Linked DNA regions of Mus musculus: region 2 is linked to region 1. A link is a loop called in an ENCODE intact Hi-C map of the cell type or tissue named here. Cell type or tissue: left cerebral cortex. All regions are shown on one strand.

Evidence for each region. Hi-C counts contacts between places; a loop is a spot of excess contacts. Peaks named below come from ENCODE experiments on the same cell type or tissue, not always from the same donor. Only the 100,000 strongest peaks of a DNase experiment are listed, where the experiment ranks them.
Region 2: it touches region 1 in a loop (9-fold over the local background); 11 of 42 quality-filtered maps call a loop at or near these places.

What each region holds. Positions count from the first base shown.
Region 1 is chr3:82,361,630-82,369,629 of GRCm38, forward strand. Map9 (microtubule-associated protein 9) reads left to right here. Exons shown (of 14, transcript NM_001081230.1): 4 at 1,662-1,985. Among named protein-coding and RNA genes, the nearest start is that of Map9, 7.6 kb to the left of the region's middle. In left cerebral cortex, CTCF peaks have their summits at 1,042 (motif pointing left) and 3,606 (motif pointing right); DNase peaks (open chromatin) are centred at 965, 2,335, 3,057, 3,609 and 1 more place; H3K27ac peaks cover 1,569 bases.
Region 2 is chr3:82,721,111-82,729,110 of GRCm38, forward strand. No RefSeq gene overlaps it. Among named protein-coding and RNA genes, the nearest start is that of Gm29999, 60 kb to the left of the region's middle. In left cerebral cortex, a CTCF peak has its summit at 4,645 (motif pointing left); a DNase peak (open chromatin) is centred at 4,642.

The DNA.
Region 1 (8,000 bases):
AAGCAGTAATAACCATGCCACAGATTCAACCAAAGAATTTGTCTCTTACCAAAGAAATTATCCATTACTTTTTAATTTGGTATATTATTTGATTTCTATGGCTGTGATAGAACACTAACCGGCACCAGCTTGGGGAGGTGAGGGTGTGTGTGGCTTAAGTTTCCCCTAACAATCCATCACTGAGATATGTGAGATCAGGAGCTCAGGAACCTGGAGCTAGGAGCTGAAGCAGACATGGTGAAGGAACACTGCTAAGTATCTTACTCCTCCTTAGCCTGTTCACCTTGCTTTCTTGTACTACCCAGGCAGAACACCACTCACAGTGCGCTGGGCCCTCCCACATCAATCATTAATGGAGAAAATGCCTTACAGATTTGCCCACAGGACAGTCTGTTGGACGCTGTTCTTCACTGTGTTTTCCTCTTCGCACGCACACACTCTAGTCTGTGTCGAGTAAACAAAAACTAACCAGCACATTTATCCTCAGGCAAGGGCTCATGACAAGAGCCAGATTTTTCACCAAGATATCACAGGAATGGCCATAAAGTTTCCTCCAGAAACTTCCTGACCCAGACCTCTACAGTTCCAATTACTCTTAGAACATCAGTCTTTAAGGGTCTCCTTAAAGCCTTTAGTTCTATTCTAATCCAAAGTTCTAAGATAATCCACATTCCTCCAAGGAACAGCCAGCATGCTAGGTTTCCAACAGCAACAGCCCACTCTCTGGTACCAACTTCTGCTTTAGTTACTTTTCTGTTCCTGTGATAAAACACCATGGCCAAAATGACCTAAAGAAGGAAGTTTTTTAAGCTTATGGTTAGAGAGAGAGAGAGCCAGTCCAGCACGGTGGGGACAGCATGGCAGAAAGTTGCAGGCCTGGGGACGGGAGCTGGAAATGAAAGATAACATCAACAGCAGCCAGGAAGCAGAGAACAGACTGGAAACGGGACAGGGCTGTGCACTTCCACAGCCTGTCCTTAGCCATGAACTTCCTCAAGACAGTGGAGGAGCTCCGCTCCAAACAGTGCCACCAACTGGGGACTGAGTGTTACTGAGCCTTTAGGAACCATGTTCATTCAGACCACCAATGTGGGTCATTTTGAAAAATAGATCCTTCAATCAGCACATTAACTTGGTTTCTGTTAAGTAAGCAAAACATTAAACTTTAGATTTCTGATATAATCATGTAAAATTCTGATTTGAAATTAAGTGTGTTATTTTGAAATATTCACTGGATAAATGCTTTCTGTAAAAGTATTCTGAATAGCTGTTAAATCAATCATGTCTGTCTTGCCAAATTGGTATTCTTTCTTAGAATATTCTTTACTAGACAGTATCATCTTTGTATTTTGGGATGGGTGCTACATTGAACAACCTTTGATGGACATACCCTCCCCCAAAAAATACAGTGCTGTAGGCACTTGATAAATATTTTGAATACGTTAATGAAACTCAGACTTTATTTGATAATTGCCAACCAAGCCTACCTAGATTCCTGGTTTGAAGAGTAACAAAATAAATATGGATGTATTTAGGGTTATTGATTTATTTCTAGCCATTTCTGTTTATGAAGGTAGTGTTACTTTTCAAAGAAGTAGAACATAGCTTTTGAATGTTTAAAATACACTGCTGAGCACATCTTTTCCTGTTTCTCTTTCCAGTTTCTTTAGGTGAATTTTCAGATACCTCGACAGATGAAAGTCTAGTTAGAAAAAAGATGAATGATTTTCATATATCCGACGATGAGGAAAAAAATTCTCCAAGACTGTCTTTTTTGAAAACCAAGAAAGTAAACAGGGCAATATCCAACGATGCTCTGGACTCCAGCACTCCGGGCAGCGAAGGCTCGTCACCGGATGCTCAAGAAGATGTGACTGGAGATTCCCTCCCCAAATCTCAAAATGATGATCGAGAAGTCGGCAGAGAGATCATCACAGTGAAGCCTACACCCAGGATGCACCCCGTCAAAAGAAGCACGTCCTCGGGTAAGCTGGGAAATTACTGACCTTGTGTTTCCAGAGCAGTCCTTTCAGGATAACATGTCACGAAATGCGTTTTTATGGTGGCTAATGTATTTAAGTTTCCAGTTTCCCACCCGTCCCTTAGTAACCATAGCTACAAAGGCCCATTCACTCTGGAGTCTGTGCTGGGGCCGGAGAGAAAGTCAGGGCAGCTGGGGTCACCCACAGCTGTGGCTCCCACATACCTGGCTCATCAGCTTCTATTCTGTTTGTGGAGCCGGAGCTGCCGTGAAACTGTTCTAATCCCCAAGAGCTGCCAAGATTGAAACGGTCATCTGTGAAGACTGAGGGTGTGGTGAGGTGGTGGGTGGGTGGCTGGCATGGCCAAGGCTGTGAGTTCAAAGTCAGGACCATGGAGCACGGAAGCGTTTCTCCATACTAAGCTTTTGCTTTTATTGTTGGATGAAGTGTCTTGCCTCTCCCTTAAGAGACCGGAAGCTTTCTTTGGTTTATTGCACTGCATATGCTGCCAGCCAAAGCCCAGCTTCCTGAAGGTGGCTTCCTAGTGTGACTGAGAAGTACTGGAGAACTCTCCACTAGTCTACTGAACTCTAGACCTTCCGGAGGAAGGACGGAGTGAGGACGGCCAAGAAGTGGTGCCCTGGGAGCCCTTGGGAGAGGCAACGGAACAGGAGCATGGCAAGGCGAGGGTTTGGTGTCTCCTGGTTATCTTTCCTTCTGTTTGACAAAGGAAAAACTAGTTGATGCTGAGAAGACTAAAATCCCCACCCCACCCCCTCCTGTCATGCTCTCAAGTGTGGTGCTGTCAGATGGCTCATACTTACCATGGTAGATAGTACCAGTAACATCAGGTAAGACTTTATTTCAGACGTATGTTAAAGGACGACCCTTCCCTCCCTGTGCAACCTGGGAACCTTAGAAGGATAAAAGTAGAGCAGAGACCCCTAGGAAAGTGTCCAAGACATGGATACAAAAGCGTTGCCACATGTGAGCTGCGTGTGATTCAGGCAGAATAGTTTCAGGCGCTCGAGCCTGGTGAGTGGGAGGACAAACCTGCTTTTCTTGTCCTGCAATACTGCTTTAGGAATCTTTTGAAGTAACCAGAAAAAGCCATCAAATGTGAGCAGATGGCGTAAGGACGCTGGGCCAACTTCTAACCTGAGCTTTCCAAGTGTGTGTGTGGGGGGGAATCACAGGCAGACGGGAACATAGTTGAACTATGTTAAGAATATATAAGGACCGGGGGTATTGTACTGGGACCAAGTGCTTGTCCAGAACTGACCAGAGAGATAAGTTAAAAAGGGAGACAGAGGAGAAATGTAAATATAGCAACAAACTTTAGTCTGGATGTGTATAATTATCAGTTTACTGTAGGTGTTAAACAATACTCCACCTAGTTAATACATTTTTAAAGCTATGCTAGAGCCTGGTGTGTTAGTGCAGACTTGAAGTCCTAGCACTCTAGATCATGAGGCAGGAGGATTGCTGTGAGTTTGAGGCTAGCCTGCACTACATAGATGCAGACTAAAACACAAGAGCTTGCCTAAACTACGGGAAAAGTGGGTTGGGGGAAGCTGCAGTAAAGGTGAATTAAAATGAGTAAGGCAATACTCCATTCTAGCCACAAGGTGGCAGCAGCATCTGTGTGCACCCATGGGCGTGGGTGCATTCAGTTTTTCCAAGCTGAAAATCACTAAGTAGAGAATCTCCGTAGGGTTGAGACAAAGAATTTCAAATGAAAAGAACTTACTTTTTTCCCCCGAGAACTTGAAAGCATTTCTGGAAGAGGAATTGGGGCATAAAATATACTAAGGTCATCAGGTGTTTCCAGTGCAAAGAATAAAAATTGAGGCTAGTGGCCTTAAAACATGCCTGGCACAGAGAATTCCTGAAGGATCTAAATGAATGGATGAATAGAATACCCAGCTAATTCATTCATGAAAAGAGGGATGCGCTTCCTGGGTTTAGCTGTACTCTCTAATTCTTAGAAGCCTTTCCCGGAGTGTTTGGAACTTGATATTTGTAATGTGAGGCGCAGGTCAGTGGTAGAGCATGGCCAGACCTGCGTGAAGCCTCTGGTTCCTCCAAAGCCCACAGCACTCCACTGATGCTTTGCTCTGCTCCCGTTTACCTTTGTACCGCTTGTGCTAACCAGACTCTGGCCTGGCAGAGCAGCTGTTACTATGGCGGTTTTTTGCTAGGGTCTTGCAGGGTGCTATAGTTAAGGTGTTTTTGCATTCATCTCAGGTCTGCAGTTTAGTGGAGCTTTTAGCCTTGGGCACAATTCAACCCTGACCTCATTTAATTTATTTGTGAAATGGAGATGTTAGTTTAGACACATCTAAGTGGTTCAGTACTCAAGAGTTAAAATCAACAATTATTTTCTACATTTGCAGTGCTCAGAAAAGTTCTAGAATAAGTGAAATATTGTTAATATTTAGGATCTTTTCATAAGCAAGTTATCAATTTGTCTCTCTGTGTGTATTCTGAACTCATTGTGTTTCCTCATGCTACAAACTGATGATGAGCAAGAATACTACATTCAAACGGCTTACCAGTTGACGGGGACTTTAGAGTTTAGTAAGAAACTGTATGAAAGTTATAGTAAGAATGGCAGAAAGTGGATATCTGAGTTACCTAAAATGTCAAGGAAGGTGTCTGGAGGAGGAGGAGGGGGAGGAGGGGGGACGGAGAGGAAGAGGAGGCGTGATAAAGTGTGGTGTTGGGCTGGGCTCTGTGATATAGTAGTTGAGGGGATGGAGGAGGGAAAGGTAGATCATGAGATATGTATTAACTTGCAAAAATTGTACAGATGTTGGCAAGGAGAAGCTTCACCCCAAAGAGTTGCAATCGTAATTGACAAGCCAGTGAATAAAACTGGAAGACATCATTCCACCGCTGTGAGTGCTCCCTGAGCCCTGAGTGTTTATCAGGCCCTGCCCTGTGGACTTTTGATGTCTTCTCACTCTCGCTACCCAGGCAGTTAAGGGGAAACTCTGTTTGCGTTTGCTTTCTGTCGCTGTGATAAACACCATAACCGGAAGCAACCTGGGGAGTGTCTTCATTATGGTTTCGATTGTCGTGAAGATGTATATTACCATGATCACAGGAACTCTCATAAAAGAAAAGATTTGACTGGGGCTGGCTTACAGTTGCCAGAGGATTAATCCATTATCGTCATGGCAGGAAGTAAGAGGCATGCAGGCAGACATGGGACTGGAAAAGAAGCTGAGAATTCTACATATTGATCGGCAGCAGAGAGAGAGAGAGAGAGAGAGGGGGGGGGAGAGAGAGAGAGAGAGAGAGAGAGAGACTGAGACTGACTGATTCTCATTGGGCTTGGCTTGGCTTGGCTTGAGCATTTCTTTTTTTTTTTTAAAGAAGTATTTATTAAAAGTAGTTTCTATGGATCAATTTTTTTGGTCTATTTCACACATGTATATTGTGTTCTCAGGTTACTCCCCTCCTTCTGTTATTTGCTTCCCATCTCTACCAAGACTCCTGCCCCAACCCCTGGCAGGCCCTTTCCCAGGTTCACAAATTTTGGTTCAGTTTTATTTAACCAGGACCATATGCATGTCTATTGCATTGGAGGTATCCTTTGGGGCCTATTTGTGTCTCTGGTGGGCGGGCAGTGGTGTTACCACTCCCTGAATCTAAATAGCAGTAAACAGTTCATTAGTAAGGGTATAGCAGTAAATAGTAAATAGCAGTAAACAGTTCATCAATAAGGGGCAGGGCTCCGTGAGTTCCTTTTCTTTTCTTTTCTTTTCTTTTCTTTTTTCTTTAATTAGGTATTTTCTTCATTTACATTTCCAATGCTATCCCAAAACTCCCCCCATACCCCCCCACTTCCCTCCCCCCCCTTCTTGGCCCTGGTGTTCCCCTGTACTGAGGCATATAAAGTTTACACGACCAATGGGCCTCTCTTTCCACTGATGGCCAACTAGTCCATCTTCTGATTCATATGCAGCCAGAGACACGAGCTCCGGGGTACTGGTTAGTTCATATTGTTGTTCCACCTATAGGGTTGCAGACCCCTTTAGCTCCTTGGGTACTTTCTCTAGCTCCTCCATTGGGGGCCTTGTGATCCATCCAATAGCTGACTGTGAGCATCCACTTCTGTGTTTGCTAGGCCCCGGCATAGCCTCACAAGAGACAGCTATATCTGGGTCCTTTCAGCAAAATCTTGCTAGTATATGCAATGGTGTCAGCATTTGGAGGCTGATTATGGGATGGATCCCCAGGTATGGCAGTCTCTAGATGGTCCATCCTTTCATCTCAGCTCCAAACTTTGTCTCTGTAACTCCTTCCATGGGTGTTGTGTTCCCAATTCTAAGAAGGAGCAAAGTGTCCACATTTTGGTCTTCGTTTTTCTTGAGTTTCATGTGTTTTGCAGATGTGTCTTGTATCTCTGGTATTCTAAGTTTCTGAGCTAATATCCACTTATCAGTGAGTACATATTGTGTGAGTTCTTTTGTGATTGTGTTACCTCACTCAGGATGATGCCCTCCAGGTCCATCCATTTGCCTAGGAATTTCATAAATTCATTCTTTTTAATAGCTGAGTAGTACTCCATTGTGTAAATGTACCACATTTTCTGTATCCATTCCTCTGTTGAGGGGCATCTGGGTTCTTTCCAGCTTCTGGCTATTATAAATAAGGCTGCTATGAACATAGTGGAGCATGTGTCCTTATTACCAGTTGGCACACCTTCTGGATATATGCCCAGGAGAGGTATTGCTGGATCCTCCGGTAGTACTATGTCCAATTTTCTGAGGAACCACCGGACTGATTTCCAGAGTGGTTGTACAACCTTGCAATCCCACCAACAATGGAGGAGTGTTCCTCTTTCTCCACATCCACGCCAGCATCTGCTGTCACCTGAGTTTTTGATCTTAACCATTCTAACTGGTGTGAGGTGGAATCTCAGGGTTGCTTTGATTTGCATTTCCCTGATGATTAAGGATGCTGAACATTTTTTCAGGTGCTTCTCAGCCATTCGGTATTCCTCAGGTGAGAATTCTTTGTTTAGCTCTGAGCCCCATTTTTAATGGGGTTATTTGATTTTCTGGAGTCCAGCTTCTTGAGCTCTTTGTATATATTGGAAATTAGTCCCCTATCTGATTTAGTATTGGTAAAGATCCTTTCCCAATCTGTTGGTGGCCTTTTGGTCTTATTGACAGTGTCTTTTGCCTTACAGAAGCTTTGCAATTTTATGAGGTCCCATTTGTCTATTCTTGATCTTACAGCACAAGCCATTGCTGTTCTATCAGGAATTTTTCCCCTGTGCCCATATCTTTGAGGTTTTCCCTCACTTTCTCATAACATCCAGGCTTGAGCATTTCAAACCTCAAAGCCCACCTTCTGTGACACATTTTCTTCAACAAGGCCACACCCACTCCAACAAGGCCACACCTCCTACTGGTACTCGTTCAGCATTCAAAATTGAGTCTTTAGAAGCTGATCCAATTCAAAGTAGCACAAGGAAGAATGCATTTATTACGTTAGCATCTGTAATCTGCGACAGCAGGACAGGAGCCTCCCTCAGGAACCCGGGGCGCAGCTGAAGCTGAATGAAGCAGAGGAATGCTGGGCACTGACTTGCTCAGCCTGCTTTCTTACACAACCCTGGAACGCTTGCCGAGAGTGGCACCATGCTCATGGGCTGGCTGTTTGCACATTGCTCATTAATCAGAAAATGCCCACACACTTGCCTAAATGTCAGTTTCTTAGTTGAGATTCTTTTCCTCCAAGACATGTCTAGGTGTAGGTCAAGTTGACAAAAAATCGATCCCTGCAGCCCTTCCAAGGTTAGGCTCTCCTGGGAAGCTTAGGGAGACAAGTGTCAGAGCCTAAAGGGAAGCATGGGGCCTCCGAAGGGGTCAGGTTCACAGAAACTGAGAGTAGAACAGGAATCGCTGGGGACCGGAGAGAGCAGATCATTGGGCGTTTATATTCAACACTATACGGTATCCGTTGTGCAAGGCGAGCATGTTCTAGAGATCAGTTCAACGT
Region 2 (8,000 bases), 360 kb after region 1:
CAGTACAGGGGAACACCAGGGCCAAGAAGTGGGAGTGAGTGGGTAGAGGAGCAGTGAGGGGAGAGGGGACTTTTGGGATAGCATTTGAAATGTAAATGAAGAAACTATCTAATAAAAACATGTGGGTAAAAAAAGAAGTACATTCTAGGTTGGGACTTGGAATCCCAAGAATACATTCTATTCCCTTGCTCTTCTGCAAGGTGCTTGCCAATTCTTTCCTGCTATCTCCTGAGTATGAGCTGAGAAAGGACCAAGTTGGTGAGAAAACATTTCCTGAGTTGGGGAGTAATGTTATCAGTAGTCACAGCACCTGTACTCTAAAAGGATAGAATATGAATTATATGAGGGACTTCACGAACCTAAAAGAACAAAGACAGCTGCACTATGAGCCAGCTTGTCAGAAAAATATGAGGGAAAGAGAGAAATTTGGAGAGGGGTGGTGGTGGGTCAAGATCCCTCCCAGCTAAGTTTATTGTTTGTACTTATAAAGGCAGGCTGATTCCTGAGATCAAGGTCAGCCTGGGACAGAGCAAGTTTAGGCCTAGGCTCAGACATTGTGAGAATGGTAATTTCAGAACAGGATCCCACCCAGCTAAACTTATTCTCTGTGCTTCCAAAGGCAGACAGATCTCTGAATTCAGTTGCAATTTTTTTTTAAATAAACTGTACTTGCAGTCTTTTTCTAAGATCTCCAGAGAAAGCTGTCCTGGGTAGAACTCGCACTGTTAGTCTGTACCTATGATTTGACTTCAAGTCATTTCTTTCGCTGCTCTCCAACACCCCTTCCTCAGAATCCCTCTCCAAGCCAAGGCTGGACCTTGGCACCATAATTTAATTCTGGCCCATTAACAGACCATTATCTATAAAGAAAAAGATTCTGCCTGGTCATCCTCACTTTCTGAATGGCTGGTGCTCTGAGGCTCTACTTTCCCTCAATGGGTTACAAACCAAGCAGTGGAAAGTAATATTGTCAGAGCAGAAGTTGCTGGGGCTGATGAGTGGTGGTAGACCAGGCTGTGTTCTGAGAAACCATGCCATTCAGGCTTGTAATTTTCTCATTCAAACCAAACTATACATCAACCAAATCATATAGCTTTGGCCTTCTTGTCACAGAGATAAAAGAGGTGACATATTTTTCATAGACTCTGTCCTCGCCTTTTGTTCTTCAACCTCTGGCACAGGGAACCATGCACAAACAGCGCTGTACAAAGTCTTGTATAATTTTGTGCTTAATTTGTATCTATTGGGCTAGAGAGATGGCTCAGCAGTTAAGAGCACTGACTGCTCTTACGAAGGTCCTGAGTTCAAATCCCAGCAACCACATGGTGGCTCACAACCATCCATAATGAGGTCTGATGCCCTCTTCTGGTGCATCTGAAGACAGCCACAATGTACTTGCATATAATAAATAAATAATTTTTTTAAAATTGCATGTGTCATCACATCCATCCTGACGTTGTAATGCTAAAACCACCATGCAAGGATTGCTAAGGTTCCTATAAAATAAAATGAGGAATATTTTAGCAGCCGATATTCAGAACTTATCGCATGCCATTGTCTTGGGTAGCAAATAGTTTGGGTTATGTCGGAGTTTGCTTCTTTGCTTTTGAGACAGTCTCACTACACAGCACAGGCTACTCTTAGGCTAACATCTTCCTACCATTGCTTCCCCATCACTAGATCACAAATGTATACCACACCATCTGCCTTAGCAGACGACTTCATTTTTAAAGTTTCCTAGGTTTTTCTGGCCGTCACATGGGTCTGAAACACACTGCCTGCACACATGGTAATAAGGCATAAAGGCATGTATAGAGTGTCTGTTGTGCCATGACATTTTCTCCTGAGCCATATTCAGAACATTTTCTCCAGCATAGCGAACCCCTGTAGATCTCATAGATCTGAAGTAGATGAAGTGCATAGGCACATTCATGCCTTCCCTTTTCAGTCTTCCGACTACTTCTTGACTTGAGATTTTATTTTAAGGGTCACACAACTGTCTTCACCATGTTGTAGGAAGGCAAGCAGGCAAAGAAAAGAATACCACACACTCACAAGAAGTACCAAAATGAAACAGAAAGTAGAGCTTCTAAATTATGTACTTCAAATAGCTTGAAAACCTCATTCCATTTATTCTCAGAGTCACTCTTAGAGTACCTTGCATGAGAACTATTCAATATGTTAGAAGGTTGTAGAGTCCCTAGAATTCTAAGAATAGAATGGAGCCAAGAAATGGAACTTTCATAACCCCATGCTGAAACGGGAGTTCTGATAACTGCAGAAGGCACATTCAACAAAGGCCTTTTAAAGCCTAGAGTGAGGTGGCTGAACAGAAAAAGATCTCCAGCAAACAAAAAGATAGCTCAGGATACAGATACCATTGAGAATTGCGGGAGGAGGAACGGTGCCCTCATCAGCAAACTGATTTCCAGGTTCTGGCCTAGTGAAGAGGGTGCAGTTTTGTTCCATTATCCAGAAGACCCTTGGAAAATACCTGATATATGTGGAGGCCCCATGGATGCCTTTTAAGACTAACAAACAGCAGGACACACCAGGAAGCTGTTTCCAGGGAGTCTGCGGTGGCCAGCCCTAAATAACAGAAATAGTCTGCTAGTGAAAACCAGCAGGCTTGAGTTCAGACCTCTCGCCAGAGAGGCTATGTGCTGAGGCCAGCGCTCGGGGCCTCATGCTGGAGATTGCTCACAGCTGAATGGACAGTAAATAACATAATGATTCATTAAAAGCAGGCACAGAAAGAAGATGCTAGATCTTGTAGACACATTAAGAGGGAAATTTTCTTTATTCTCCACCAAAGGAGAATAAAGGGATCAAATCTGAAAAATGGATGGCAGCCCTAATTTGGGAAGTAGGCAAAAAAAAAAAAAAAAAAAAAAAAAAAAAGTCAGCTGACCAGAGGGGTTTTAAAGTGTGACTTTGAAGATGGGACAGTTATGAAATTGCAGTATGCTACATTGGTGAGGGCCTTTTATGTGCTTCTGTTACTCATTTCCTTTAATGTTCAAACACTTATTAAAACAAATCTTGATAAAAATTTCTATGGCCCTTGTCCCAGAAATACTAAGGACACAAAAGGACACAGGTATTCACGAACATAATCATTCTTTCTATTACCATCTCTATTACAAAGGGGCGGGAGAATGAACCCACCCTGGACATAGCACCCGGACCTCACAATGCAAAACACACACACTGAGCTGTACAGGAGAAGGAGGAAAAGGAGAAACAGGGATGGGGAGAACCCCCTATGTTCTCTCTCAGTGGGGTGCCCATCTATAGCTTACACTGGTACAGCCCGTCTCCAGGCTAAGACCACTAACTGCAAAGCTAGCTATTAAGAAGTCTTGTTCCTCTTTCTCCACATCCTCGCCAGCATCTGCTGTCACCTGAATTTTTGATCTTAGCCATTCTCACTGGTGTGAGGTGGAATCTCAGGGTTGTTTTGATTTGCATTTCCCTGATGATTAAGGATGTTGAACATTTTTTTCAGGTGCTTCTCAGCCATTCGGTATTCCTCAGGTGAGAATTCTTTGTTCAGTTCTGAGCCCCATTTTTTAATGGGGTTATTTGATTTTCTGGAGTCCACCTTCTTGAGTTCTTAATATATATTGGATATTAGTCCTCTATCTGATTTACGATAGGTAAAGATCCTTTCCCAATCTGTTGGTGGTTTTTTTGTCTTATTGACGGTGTCTTTTGCCTTACAGAAGCTTTGCAGTTTCATGAGGTCCCATTTGTCAATTCTCGATCTTACAGCACAAGCCATTGCTGTTCTATTCAGGAATTTTTCCCCTGTGCCCATATCTTCAAGGCTTCTCCCCACTTTCTCCTCTAAGAACTTTGTATAATGTATTTTTATCACATTTGTACCCATTCCTCCCCATAACTTTTCCAGGATCCACCATCACCTCCTTAGCACACCCCCTCCCCCTTTGTGGCTTTCATTTTAGAATAACCTATCAACTCCAATGTGTGCTGTCCTCCTACTCCTGGGTGTGGGTTTTGTCAACTGTCCACATCTCCTCAGTTAGTGGATGCTCATGACCACTCCGCACACCTCCACACACACACACACACCATGCTACAACAATGGCTGGTGGGATTTTGCCCAGGCAAGCACAGCTGCTGTGAGTTCATACGTGTAATACTTCTGTCCTGTTCTGTCTAGAAGACAGTTTCACATGGGTCCTCCCTGGATCCTGGCTGCTCTTGATCCTCACATTTTTTAAAGAATACATCAATGAACAAAATAGTCACTTAATGGCAATCACTCAGAGTAACACCAGTAATTACAAAAGAACTATTCCTCAAAAGAAAAGAAATAAGCATTATTTCTTCCCACTATACAATCAAACCCAGGCTCTAAGGCTCACAGCCACTTGCTTCCTTTCATTTAGTATTTCCCAGTGTCCTCTGAACTGGTGGTGGTGGTGCTTGGTGGTGCTGAGTGGGCTGTCCTGAAAGTTACTCTGTAAACCATTCTGGCCTCGAACTCACAAAGATCCACCTGGCTTTGCCTCCAGACTGCTAAGATAAAGGCCTATTCCACCTTCACTAGGCACCGTTTTGCATTCTACCATCTTGATGTCTCTTCCCCACCTAGGTGGCTACTGCACTGCCCTCTGCTGGCAGGTCCGTGCACTGCACATCATAGCTGAACCCAATCCTCAATAACAGTCAAAGCTCCCTAGGTCTGATTCCATCATTGCTCACCTAATCAGAAATGCCACCATCTTGAGGACACCTTAGACATTTCAGATTGCACTGCCCATCACTTGCACCAGTTTACTGTAAAAATGGGCTCTCCTTGATTCCTTGATGTGACTGGTTTTGGTTTTGGTTTTGGTTTTTTGGAATCCCAAAAAGTCGATAATGAGTATGTTCATGGGGAAATGGCTCGGTAGTAAAGAGTACTTTTTGCTGGAACAGAAGACCAAATTTTAATTCCACCCACCCACATGGTCTCGAACAACCATCTGCAACTTCAGTTGCAAACCACCTCATATCGTCTTCTTGTTTTTGTGGGTACCAGGCACAGTTGTGGTACATATACATACATTCAGGCAAAATACTCACAAACATGAGGTAAAATAAAGTACATAATTATTCTTTAAAGAATTGAAAAGTAAATGAGAATGGACTCCAGGAATCAATCGATACCCAAGCGTCATTCTGACTCAAGGGGAAAATCCTGCTGCCTTGAGTCAGATCATCCATGCATTTCAAGGTAGGTAAAACGAAACATCAGGGCTCTCTGATGCTGCCCACTCATGCACCGTGATGCTCCGATGAAAAGTGAGTAAAAGGAGCAGCCCTCCAAATTCCAAGGTTAGACCTTAGGCTCTATCCTTCTGCAGCTAAGAAGAGACACTCAAACAACCAATTCCAACAGCAGTCCAGATGTTACTGTCTTTCCATGGCTGCTGAAGCTATTTCAGTAAAAAAAAAATGTTCTCTATAATAAACTGGACTGTCTTTAAAATATATTAATAAGAAATATAGAGCAGTTGTCCCTCGGGTTGCCTTGCTTCCAAGTTTTATTTGTACAATTCAAAACAATGTCTTCCAGATAGGGCAGGATCACTGCACTCATAGAGCCACAGCAGACATAGCTGCCTACCCAAGACCTGTAGGAGATCAATCCAGTCAACATCCTATCATGGTGGTAGAAGGGGTCCATGAGTTCTTTGCCCTCTCTGGGGAGCTGTGGACAGTTCATGGCTTCTGGGAAGAGAGTCAGCTTGCTTTGATGGTGTGGCCATGCTCTAGGAGATGGCTCTACATCCAGGAGTATGTGTGGGTGGACAGCACAAAGTGGAATTGATACATTATCTGAAAAAAAGGGAGAGAAGAAAATGTTGAGGGGGTTAGGGAGGTGAAGGTGCGTTAGGAGGTGTTTGGGTGGGGAGGGTAGGAGATGAGTATGATCAAAAATGCATTGTACAAAATTCCCAATGAATTCATAAAATATTAGATCTGTAAACGTGTATGTTTTTAATTTCCTGGCAAAGCAGATGTTCTCTTGACATGGTATTTGTTCTCTGTTTTTCTGTCATCAAAGAGAGATGAGCCTGAGTGTACGTAGCCACAGAGAACTTAGCAGCCCTCAAATTAGATATAAACACTGCCAAATGTCTGCCTTGCCAAAGTCTCTGGCCAGGAAAACCGATGGGAAGAGGAAGGTAGAAAGCCACGGCACCTGCAGCCTCTGTGTTGCAGTAACCCTAATAAAAGCGTGAAATTACAAACTTAGGGCTCAGATTCCCTTATTTTGCAAGGGAGTCAAACAGTCTAAGCCAAAGGTCTACTCTGTAGCATCCTTGGTAAGACAGTGCTGCCTCCTCTCCCATCTTGCCTGAACATTCATACTATAGGCTCAAGGGACTCCTAACCAAATTGTGGGACCGTTAGCACTTTAAATAATTTAAACACAGTATCTGTTTATTTTTAGTCTTTAAAATCTCCACTCCTCACTTAGATAATCTTCAGTTTATTTCTCAACAATAATCCTTAATTCTATTTACCCAGCAATTTTTAGGAGGGGGGCTACAGGTTGTTGCATCTTTGGCTCTATTAAGAATCTGCTAGAAGTCACAGCAAAGATTAGGTGTGACCCTCTGCTGATGGGGACAGGGTGAGTCATCGGACCTACCAGCTGCTTCTACTGTCATATCACAAACATTTCTTAACATCCAAATAGCCTCTAATGCTTTTGTGTTGCTCTGAATGAATCATGGCTTATCTTTTTTAACCTAAATTACTATCTTGACATAGCTGTATATGACTGCAAAAGCCATCAAAAAACAAATTAATACCAAGGGTTCTCAAAAAGCAGAAATTCAGGTTTCTCTGGGCTGGTAGCTCAGCACCTCAGAGTAGGGTGGTCAGCTTTGCTGCCTTGCCTGTTCCTCAGAGTAGGGTGGTCGGCTTTGCTGCCTTGCCTGTTCGTGTTTAGCACTGAACGTTCCCCACTCTGATTCACCACTGAGTACTGCCGGCACGCAACACAAAAGAACCAACCTGTGGTCTTAGATACTTAATACAATCTGAGAATACAACCACTTAGTTGTGTTTTATAGGATCTCTGACTCAGTCATGACCATGAAATAACCTAGACTTGATAGACAATTATCTGCCCGTGCTTTACCCCCAACATCAAACCCATGGTGTCCAATATATATAAAAAGTATTGATAGGACTGTTCAAAATAGCTTGTTCTTGTTCAGAAAGGAAATCTCACAAGCTCTTAACTCTGAAATTGCCTTCACTTAGAATCTGTAAGACTGCTGGGTTGTAGATATTGGTTTGGCTTCGGTTCCAGTTACTTTCTTCATGGCTATGAGTAAAGTCCCTGAGAGAAGTGCTCTGAGGAGGGAAAGGCTAATATTGACCCACAGTTTCTGAGGATCCAGCCATCACGGTGGAAAAGGCAAAGGGAGTGGCTTTAGGACAAAGAGAACACTTGGCAGCTGTTCTTACATCCCAGACAAACCAGGCAATCAGCAAGCATGCCTCAACCAGGAAGTCCTATAACATTCAAAGGCCCATCCCTAGTGGCCAGCTTCCCCCAGCGAGGCTCCACGAGCCAAAGGACAAGGACAGTGAACACCTCCAAGGTCAGCACCTGGAGACCAAGAGGCAGAAATTCAAACTTGTAGGGTCATTGCCGATGCAAACCATAACCGTTTTGTTTAATTTTGGCTTGCTTGATTTGGCTTATTGGGTTTTGTGGGCGTTCTTATTGTTGGTTGCTGCTGCTGTTTTAAGACAAAGTCTCATTGTGTAACTCGGGCTTGCCTAGAGCTCATGATCTGTCTGCCTCTCATTTCAAAGTACAAGAGTGACAGATGGATAGATAGATAGATAGATAGATAGATAGATAGATAGAGATAGATAGATAAGATAGATAGATAGATAGATAGATAGATAGATAGATAGATAGATAGACAGACAGACACACACACACACACACACACATCACC